Linked DNA regions of Homo sapiens: regions 1 and 3 are each linked to region 2. A link is a contact called in ENCODE Hi-C or POLR2A ChIA-PET data. All regions are on one chromosome and are shown on one strand. Each heading gives the region's core, a stretch centred on a gene start or an enhancer-like site at or near the end of the contact. The rest is flanking DNA. Distances are from core to core; before and after follow the strand shown. Region 1 overlaps PDZD2 (PDZ domain containing 2). Region 2 overlaps PDZD2 (PDZ domain containing 2). Region 3 overlaps PDZD2 (PDZ domain containing 2).

The links. Hi-C counts contacts between places; a loop is a spot of excess contacts on that map. ChIA-PET counts read pairs that join two places held with the same protein, here RNA polymerase II (POLR2A). Pooled maps may share reads with other maps.
Region 1: a map with no recorded cell type shows a loop between it and region 2 (1.8-fold over the local background). The contact joins two enhancer-like sites. A Hi-C loop is called at or near these places in 3 of 37 single-sample maps with no recorded cell type and 3 of 50 pooled maps.
Region 3: a map of cardiac septum shows a loop between it and region 2 (18-fold over the local background). The contact joins two enhancer-like sites. A Hi-C loop is called at or near these places in 1 of 168 maps with a recorded cell type or tissue (cardiac septum) and 5 of 50 pooled maps. POLR2A ChIA-PET finds 5 or more read pairs at or near these places in 2 of 52 experiments (Caco-2 and RWPE1).

What each region holds. Positions count from the first base shown.
Region 1 is chr5:31,989,009-31,992,426 of GRCh38, forward strand. The region is part of intron 3 of PDZD2 (PDZ domain containing 2); the gene reads left to right. Among named protein-coding and RNA genes, the nearest start is that of MIR4279, 55 kb to the left of the region's middle. Within about 2 kb of position 1,873, at least 2 of the 41 ENCODE cell types and tissues checked have a DNase peak (open chromatin) inside an H3K27ac peak, as active enhancers do.
Region 2 is chr5:31,773,787-31,777,162 of GRCh38, forward strand. All of the region lies in intron 1 of PDZD2 (PDZ domain containing 2), which reads left to right. Among named protein-coding and RNA genes, the nearest start is that of PDZD2, 140 kb to the left of the region's middle. Within about 2 kb of position 1,650, at least 4 of the 41 ENCODE cell types and tissues checked have a DNase peak (open chromatin) inside an H3K27ac peak, as active enhancers do.
Region 3 is chr5:32,026,651-32,030,085 of GRCh38, forward strand. All of the region lies in intron 6 of PDZD2 (PDZ domain containing 2), which reads left to right. Among named protein-coding and RNA genes, the nearest start is that of MIR4279, 92 kb to the left of the region's middle. RefSeq lists an enhancer at 383-884. Within about 2 kb of position 1,522, at least 17 of the 41 ENCODE cell types and tissues checked have a DNase peak (open chromatin) inside an H3K27ac peak, as active enhancers do.

The DNA of each region.
Region 1 (3,418 bases), core at 623-3,122, 220 kb after region 2:
CATCGTGTCCCCAGTAGACTTTAAGAGCAAAGCCTTTGATTTTTTAAAAATGTTTTATATATTTGGGGGATGGAGGTGCAGATTTCTTCAACACATATATTACGTAGTGATGAAGTTCAGGCTTTAACGTGCCCATCACCTGAATAGTGAACATTTTTCTTGATAGATAATTTTTTAGCTCTCACCCTGCTTCCCCGTTTTCCAGTCTCCAGTGTCTGTTATTCCACTCTGCACGGACAGCCATTGTTCACCTCCCACTTATGAGTGAGAACATGGAGTATTTGACTTTGTGTCCTGAGTTATTTCACTGAAGGTAATGGCCTTTGGTTCCATCCATGTTGCTGCAAAAGACATGATTTAATTCTGTTTTATGGCTGAGGAGTATTCTGTGGTATATACCACATTTTCTTTTCTTTTTTTTTTTTTTTTTTTGAGACGAAGTCTCACTCCGTCACCCAGGCTGGAGTGCAGTGGCGCGATCTTGGCTCGCTGCAGCCTCTGCCTCCTGGGTTCAAGCAATTCTCCTGCCTCAGCCTCCCAAATAGCTGGGACTATAGGCACACGCCACCATGTCCAGCTAATTTTTTGTATTTTTAGTAGAGAGGGGGTTTTACCATGTTGGCCAGGCTGGCCTCGAGCTCCTGACCTCTAGTGATCTGCCTGCCTCGGCCTCCCAAAGTGCCGGGATTACAGGCATGAGCCACCACACCTGGCCTGGTGTATACCACATTTTCTTTATCCAGTCAGCCATTGATAGACACTTAGGTTGATTCTGTATCTTTGCTATTGTGAATAGTGCAGGGCGGGGCCTTCTTTGTCTTTGTTTCCCGTCTTAGCTCAGTGCCTTGTAGGTATTTATTAATCAAGGCCCCAAGAATACTAGTCCTGGGAGATGGGACCCTGAAGTTCCTGCCTCAGTTCTGCCATCCCCAGCACTGTGGCCTTCAGGTTGCTGCGGCCTTTCTCTGGCCTTCTGTTTTCTCACCTATAAACTGAGCATTTTGGTCTGATGACTAAGGGACTTCCAGCTCTGACATTATGCTCACCCATTTCTTACTGATCATTCTGAATAAGAAGGGGTAAGCAAACGGTTTCAGAAAAGGTTTGCAACTAGCGCCGGAGTATTTACGGCAGCAAGATTCTGGTTGGATTGTGTCTTCTCACATATGGGGCAAAGTTGCTGTTATAAAGTTTTATTTTTGGTTCCAGCAGTAATGAGGTCATTTAAATGCTGTGAGACAGCTCCCTTTAATGTACCGCTCCTGTTTTGGTAAATAAATCCCTTCGTTGGCTTCAGTGAAGGGATACATGTGTGAACTCACGCAGTAATTGGCAGTTTACAGGAAAGGGTAACACTCCAACAACATTAGTGCAGAAGTCCATAGCATCCAGTTTTTCAGGGTTTGGCTTTTTCTCAATAGGCTGACAAAGTCTTGTTGCCCTTTAAGCTAATGTAAAAGAAAACAAATGCCCAAACCATCTGTCTAGACAGGGTCTGTTGCAGAACTCGGTCTCTCCAACTGGACCAGGGTTCACACAATGAACACTGGCAAACAGACAGATCTCCCATCTGTGTGAGCTTCTTAACCTCAGTCGCAAGGACCATCATGGAACTGTAAGATTAGCGGATAAACATTCTATATTTGTTCATTCAGTGCTATTTATGGGATATTATAATGTGGTAGACACTGTTCTAATTGCTAGAGAACTAGTTGGTAAACAAGACAGACAAGGTTCTTATCTCACAGCATTTATAGCATACCACAAACAATAAATAAGCAAATCCACAAATCACAGTGTCAGAAGCTGATGAGTCAATGAAATAAAACAGGGTGAAGTGAAAGCTGGCCGGGCAGTGTCATGGGCAGGGGGCTGGTTGATGTTGGGTGTCAGAGCAGGAAGATCTCAGTAAAGAGGCGATGTTTGAGCTGAGGATTGAGTGTCAGAAAAGGGCAGCCCTGCATAATCCGGGGCAGAATGTTCCCAGGGAAGAACCAGCAAAGCATCTGCCCTCAGGCAGGAATGACAGAGTGTTCCATGAGAAAGACACTGGGCACCAGGAGATGATTCAGGAGGTGTGGGCAGGGCTGGTTACAGAGGTTCGCATATGCCACCTTGGAGTTTGAACCTTATTCTCGGTCCTGTGGGAAGTTGTTGGAGGGCTTATGCTGAGTGCATCACAGCCTATGTTTTTTAAACCTTCCCCTTGGATGTTTGATGGAGGATAATGGATTGTAGGAGGTGAAATTTAAAAGGGAGACCAAACTGGAGGCTATTGTGGTCACCCAAGCTAAAGATGCTGGTCACTTTGACGGGGGAGGTTAGGGAGAGGAGAAGGCCAAAGTCGGTGGATCTGGCATCTATTTCGGAAGTAGACTCTACAGATGGTGCTCGTGGTTCAGATGTGGGAGATTAAACAGAAGGAATCAAAGATACTTCACGGACTTTTGGCTTGTGGATCATCTTTAGCCTGAGTAGAGGATAATGCTGTTTGCATTGAGATGGGAAAGCCAGGAGTAAGAGAGGAAAAAAGTCCAGTTTTGATTGTACTAAGGTGTATATCAGATACCCAAGTGGAATTGTTAAGGAGGCAGTTGGAAATATCCTTAATATCGTTATATTTAAGTTGGCCTGTTAGATTTTGGCCAGTACAAGTTTTAGCCTAGTAAATATCAGACACTGATTTATTTTTTACTGAACGTTGCTGTAGGCAAATACCTTTAAAACTGACAATTGTGGGCCCGGCACGGTGGCTCACGCCTGTAATCTCAGCACTTTGGGAGGCCGAGGTGGGCAGATCACCAGTGGTCAGGAGTTCAAGACCAGCCTGGCCAATATGGTGAAACCTTGTCTCTGCTAATAATACAAAAATTAGCTGAGTGGATGTGGTGGTGTGCACCTGTAATCCCAGCTACTCGGGAGGCTGAGGCAGGAGAATCACTTGAACCCAGGAGGCAGAGGTTGCAGTGAGCCAAGATTGTGCCATTGCACTTCAGCCTAGGTGACAGAGTGAGACCCTGTCTCGAAAGAAAAAAACAAAACAACAACAAAAAAAACTGCTAACATTTACTTCTTGTTGCTTGTGTCTTCCTTTGTAGTCCTCTGAACTCCCTTCATTAGATGATCAGAAATTCCAAGGTGAGGAAACTTGCATTAATTTCTTTGGACACTCCCCTCCTATCTCCTACTTTCAATTAAAAAAAAATTATGTTATCGGATAAAAGTGAAAAAGAAGGTCTGTTTCTTGAGTAGTGTAGTTGGGGGCTGTATTACAGATTAGTGATTTCTGCCCTCTGAAGCCAGTTTTATTTGTTAAGTGTTTTGCATGACTTTATTTTTAACGAGTTTTGTGGTTTGGGGCTGGGGGCAGGCAAGTGGAGTGGAAATGTGGGTGCTCTTGATGGAAAGTGTCTTGAAC
Region 2 (3,376 bases), core at 400-2,899:
GTGTGACTTTAGACAAGTCACTTGGGCTCTCTGGGACCGTGTTTACATATTTGTTAAATTGGGAGAGCACCCAATCATGGCAAGGATACAGTGAGATCATAGATGGAAGAGTGTTGAGAGTGATCTACCCGCTTTACAGACATCAGGAATAGCTAGCATGCAGCTGGTGAAAACCGATGTCGACACCTAGAGGAATGGTGTTCCAGCCACAGAGTCCCAGGGTGACCTGGGCAGTGACTCCTATTCTCCCCAGCTGTTCATCCCTCCTTTGTTAAATCACCAATAACAGCTTTATGCCCAGAGCAGAGGTCCAGAAGCCAGCTCACCCCAGCCCTAAGCCTGGTGTGGGCTGAGCTGGGGCTGTGTCTTCCTGGAGCCTGGCATCTGCTCACCCGTTCTTATTTCCCAGAGTTCTACTTGACCTGTGGGTAGGTGGGTAGTTCAGATTTGAGCACCACCCTACACAGAGGGTAAAAACCTGGGAGGCCAGGGCAGGAGTAGATAAAAGAAAGATGAGGAAAGGTGTGAATCAGAGCTCAGAAGGGAAAGAAACCACCCCCTTTGCCAAAAAGTTGATCATTGTGCAGAGAATACAGGTTCACTGTAGAAAAAAGAAAACAAAGAAGATAAAAACTACTTGTTAGTGGCTAGGTGTGGTGGCTCATACCTGTAATCACAGCACTTTGGGAGACTGAGGCAGGCAGATCACGTGAGGTCAGGAGTTCGAGACCAGCCTGACCAACATGGTGAAACCCTATCTCGACTAAAAATACAAAAAAAGTAGCCGGGTGTGGTGGTGCACGCCTGTAATCCCAGCTATTTGGGAGGCTGAGGTAGGAGAATCGCTTGAACCTGGGAGGCAGAGGTTGCAGTGAGCCAAGATCACACCACCTTTGCACTCCAGCCTGTGAAACAAGAGCAAAACTCCCTCTCAAAAAAAAAACAAAAACCAAAAAACTGCTTGTTAGTCTTACCACCCAGAATGAAAACAGTTAGTGTTTTAATGTTTTAGCTATTTTACTTCCTGACTTTTTACACATACACCAATGTGTATATAAATAGAACTTTAAAAATGGAAAGGGATCATACTCCTTAGTGTGCTGTTAAATGTTTAACAAATGGCTGGCAGGGAGGGGCCATCCTGATTTGTAGCATTTGCCAATTTCTGTGGTGTAAACACTCCCACCATGGCTGGTTTCAAAGTATCAACATGATGTCAACCAGCTTGCAAACTTCCTGAAATTTTAACAATCAGCTCTTGGGAAACATCGAGAGCCAACTCCAGCAGGCTGCCAACTACATTTTGTTTTCTAATTAGCCTTTCTTCCTCACGCTATAGTACAAACGTCTTCATGCCTAAACTTTTCAAAAGTTGTCTTTCTCAAATTACTTATTTGAGTCAAAATTGTTTTCCTTTGGGAATCTGGAACCGATTGTAAATACTGTCCTCTAGTTAGAATTTGCCTGTTTCTCATGTTCCATAGATCCTTGTCTGAGTGGGGAGTGGATCCACACTTTTTTATTAGGTGGCTGGAATAGAGATGTAATTGAAAAAAAAAAAAAGATTAATGTGATGCTGCAGAAGCATGTGGCGGCTTGGCAGTTCATTATCTGAGGACGGATTTGACGTAATAGAGACAATTTTCTCCTTTGCAGCTCCTTCTCCTTGGCCCAGCCAGCTCAGTTCTATACTTGTCACTCATTTCCCTTGGCCTTTCTGATGGAAATTTGTCCCTACTCCAGTCTGCCTGATGAGAGTAGGGCTGCAACTGTTTGGCCCAAGTCAAACCTCATAATCAGATCCATGTTTTCCTTGTTGAATGGGAGCTTTGGGAAATTGGAAGGGGAAGAGGGAGTGGAGAGCTGCACTCACAGAGCGTGTGTGTGTGTGTGTGTGTGTGTGTGTGTGTGTGTGTGTGTAGTCATCTCCCACTTGGCTCCAGGGTAACGTGTTGGCCTTCCAACGCTGGTGGACTGTTAGATCTGTGCTGAGAGCCTAGTAGGTGGAAAAACTTGGTGCCAAAGGTCTCCCACACTGGGCTTTTAATTGCTTTAAAAGAGGCTGAGCTTTGTGAGCTTCCGGTAACAAACCTGGCTCTCCCGGGCCCTGTGGATTTAGATGGGGAGTTTTTGACTAAGGCTTCATGAGTGTGGCCAGCATGCGTTAGGTGGACATGGGGGAGGGGCAGTCCACTGTCACAGTAAGAAGGAAAGCCTTGGCCATTCCCACTAGGTCTGAAGCTAGCCAATGGAACAGAAAGGCAAGAAGTCTGGTTTGGAGTCCTGACAAGAGTGCCAAGCTCAGATTCCTGGAGTGTAAGAGGCAAAGGACAAGGCCTGTGTGAATAAGGGGCCTTCACTGGCGGAGCCCCTAGGTCTCTGCCGTTCCCTAGGTCATCTTGGACTCCTCCTCTTCTCTATCCCCTTCCCCACTAACCTCATTCCAAGTGGTCACCAAGACCAGTTAACTGTGCCTCTGAAATTGTCCAAGATGCCAGCCCCTTCCCCCACCATCCCATTGCCACTCCCCTATCCAGGCAGTCACTGGATCCCATCTGAGCTATGAGGAACAGTCCTCCAACTGCCTCCCTGCCCTGTGGTCTCACTCAGTGCACAGACATCCTTTCGGGTCCCTACCCTACTCCCCATACATTGTGTTTTTATTTTATTTATTTATTTATTTATTTATTTATTTATTTATTTATTCATTTTTAGTAGAGACAGGTTACTTATGTTGGCCAGGCTGGTCTCGAACTCCTGACCTCGTGATCTGCCTGCTTCATCCTCCCAAAGTGCTGAGATTACAGGCATGAACCACCACGCCTGGCCTTATTTTTTATTTTATTTATTTATTTATTTATTTATTTATTTATTTATTTTGAGACGGAGTCTTGCTCTGTCGCCCAGGCTGGAGTGCAGTAGTGCAGTCTTGGCTCACTGTAACCTCCACCTCCTAGGTTCAAGCTATTCTCCTGCCTCAGCTTCCCGAGTAGCTGGGACTGCAGATGCACGCCACCCTACCCTGCTTGGTTAATTTTTTTTTTGTATTCTTGGTAGAGACAGGGTTTCACCATGTTGGCCAGGCTGGTCTTGAATCCCTGGTCTCAGGTGATCTGCCTGCCTTGGCCTCCCAAAATGCTAGTGAGGGGTGACAACGTGCTGGCGGCCCTCACTCACTCTCAGCACCTCCTCGGCCTCAGGCGTTCGCTCTGGCCACACTTGAGGAGCCCTTCAGCCCACCGCTGCACTGTGGGAGCCCCTCTCTGGGCTGGCCGAGCCTGGAGCCGGCTCCCTCTGCTTGCTGGGAGGTGTGGAGGGAGAGGTGCGGCCAGGAACCGGGGCTGTGCACTGGCGCTCGCGGGGCAGCGTGAGTTCC
Region 3 (3,435 bases), core at 272-2,771, 250 kb after region 2:
AGCCAACACTGCTGAGAAATGACCCAAGGGTCTACCTTGAGTAGCCAGCCCCCAAATCCAAAGAATAGCTCCAGACCCCATAGTTTTCTCACCCACTAGGTCATGGGACCATGGCAAGAGTGAGAGAGTTCCACTTCCCAGAGGATGCCTGTTATTACCTTACCTCAATTTGAAATCTGTACTAAGGTTGAACACATGCATTCTCCTCCTTGACCTCCACATCCCCTGTTGTTTCCTTTTTTTGTTGTTTTTGTTTTTTGTTTTTGTTTTGAGACAGAGTCTCGCTCTGTCGCCCAGGCTGGAGTGCAGTGGCACGATCTCGGCTCACTGCAGTCTCTGCCTCCCGGGCTCAAGCAATTCTCCTGCCTCAGCCTCCTGAGTAACTGGGATTACAGGTGTGTGCCACCACGCCCGGCTGATTTTTTGTACTTTTAGTAGAGACGGGGTTTCACCATGTTGGCCAGGCTGGTCTTGAACTCCTGACCTCAGGTGCTCCACCCGCCTCGGCCTCCCAAAGTGCTGGAATTACAGGCGTGAGCCACCATGCCTGGCCCCCCTGTTATTTTCAAAGAGCTGAGAGTTACTAGAGGACACTAGCCTCTCTTGGGAACATGACACATACAAACCCACTGCAAGAGGGTCAGTTACAAGCTAATGACTGATTACATTCCTGTGCCCTTAAAGGTGATTACCTCAACTTTCTAAGGAACCAAGAGATCTCTTTAAATTTCAACGCATAAAAATAATCACTCTCAATGTGTGTTAAGCCCATTCAAATTGTTTGGGGGTGATGAATGGGAGGAAGCTGGAAATGGGCTTAGCTAGAACAAGGGCAGTATTAATTCATTTGCGGAGCCACAGCCTGAGCGTCGCAGTGGGCATCAGTTGCGGCTCCCCCCACTCCCAGCTGCATCTGACAACCTCTGATCTATGCACACATGCCCGGCGTGTACCAGAGCACGCCCAGGGTTGACGAGTTTGACTTTGTGGTGTTGCTGTTTTCCTCTTTAGTTCTGAGTTACTCTCTTGATTGGAAAGCAGCGGGTCGAGTGTAGCAGTAGATTCCTGTTTTAATTTCTACACGTAACTTGCAGGCTTCTTGCTACTTTGTGCTGATTTATTGTTGTCCTGATTCCCATTTTCTGAATGGTTATTCATTCCCAGCCCAGGCCTCTCTGATGACCATCTGGTTCTCCTTCGGTCACTCAAACATCTGCCCCAGAGACTTGGAAAATGAGCTTCCTTTGGCAACCTAAAAATAATCTTAGTGTGACTGAAGCCTGAAAGGGAAATCGCTGCGTTCCACTGTCCTATGGACACTGACCGGGGAATGAGCCAACAGAGCTTCCTGGGGATTTGGAGCTTAGATGTCTTCTGTCACATCTGCAGATTTTTTCTTTTTTTTTCAAGTCTTGGGAACCATAAAAACATGGTGAGAACTGGGTGCAACCAGTCCTGAAGTTTTCTTTGGGACTAGGCAAGCTTGCACAAAGGAAACAGCTGGAGATAAAAGCCACGCTTTGCATGGTTTGTTCGTAAGGCTGCAAGAGCTGGCTGAGAAAGACAGCGGATACTCAGGATTGCGACATGCTATTAGTCACAGTGTGTTCCAGGAGAGCTCACAAATGCTTTGAAACAGTTACAGGATATTTCTAAGGATATTTAGCTTGGACCTAAGAGGCCTGTCTCATGGGCAATGATGGTTTGCCCCCCACCCCTAGAAGACGAAATTTGCCAGAAACTAAAACTCAGTCCCTGTGGTATTTCTCATCCAAAATTATTTCTAGCCACATTGTCTAGTGCAACTTTTCAGAGGTTCTGCAATGATATAAAATGTCAACATAATAATGTTCAAATAAATTAAATGCCCTTGTAGGTCATAATCCAAAGATCTTAAAATCTAAAGTAATTAACATCTCAACTTAAATTTCCTTGACTTTTTGTGTTTAAAAAAAACCAAAGCCCTTAATGGCCTCCTTTGATCTCTCCTATTTCTTATTTTGCTCCTTCTATTTTTTTTTTTTGTTTTTTTTGTTTTTTTTTTTTTTTGAGACAGAGTCTCGCTCTTGTTGCCCAGGCTGGAGTGCAGTGGCACAACCTTGGCTCACTGCAACCTCTGCCTCCCGGATTCAAGGAATTCTCCTGCCTTAGCCTCCCGAGTAGCTGGGATTATAGACATGTGCCACCACACCCAGCTAATTTTTGTATTTTTAGTAGAGACGGGGTTTCACCAGGTTGGCCAGGCTGGTCTGGAACTCCTGACCTCAAGTGATCCGCCTGCCTTGGCCTCCCAAATTGCTGGGATTGCAGGCGTGAGTCACCGCGCCCAGCCATTATTTTGCTCATTCTTAGTTAAGGAGATCCTTGGTGCTGGATGCTGGAAAAAGATTGTGTTTTTCAGCATCTGCAGCCTGGGCTGTTTTCCACAGGAATAAATACAGTTTTTTCCAGCTCCAAGAAGACTGAATTCATTCAACAGCAAGTCTCTCATGTGCTTTACTTTTTAGTGATATGCAAATAAAAAAAAGTAAGTGGACCCTCAATAGTATCAAAACATTGTCCCCACGCCCTTAACATTTAGAAAGATGACCCAAACCCCAGTCCCTAGACAGTTGTCCTAGGCAAGATTTTGTTCTTGGGACCTTATTTAAATTTGCCAAAGGTAGTATCAAGAACTGTAAAAAAAAAAAAAAAAAAAAAAAAGCTTTTCCACTATAGTTTCATGGATGCTGGCAGGAGACTTGAGATTCCTGAGTCAGAGACAAATGACTTTTTATTACTCATGGCACAGCAACTAGATTTTAGCTTCCCTAATCCCAGTTTTTAGGATTTAACCCCAGTTTATTTAGGGCTTTATGTTCACATCATTTCCCCTTTCCCCTGCAAGTCCTGTGGCGGTGACACAGGCTCGGGGGTGTGCACATGCAGTGGATTTGCATCACAGCTGAGGATCCCTCACCATAGGCAACCTCAGTCTTTTATGATGGGCTAGAAGCAGACCTGACCAACCTTTGCACCAGAGGAAGGAACCTGTCCCTTCCTCCTGAGACACTATCTAACTTTCAAGGCTGTTCACTCTACAAACATCCCTGGAAAGACAGATAATTCCATGTAACAACAGCCTCTGTCTCTGTTTGCACGCCATGCAGAAATGCAAGAGACCCAGGGAGAATTACCTCCCAATAGGGCAGACCAGAGAGACTCAGTAATATCAAGAAAAGGCAGGTTGATGAGGAAAAGATTCTTGGCTTCTCTTAAAGATGCCAGTCAGTCTGACAGTTGTCTGGAGTTCACGACCATGAACTTAAAGCCAATTGGCAGGAATCTTCCTCCCAACTGGAGTTGGAGGGAAATCAACCCGGTCCTACTTCAAGTGCTTTCTGTGTGTATTCAGTAGCTTCTTGACTGGCATTTTCACTTTGACATAAAAGTAAA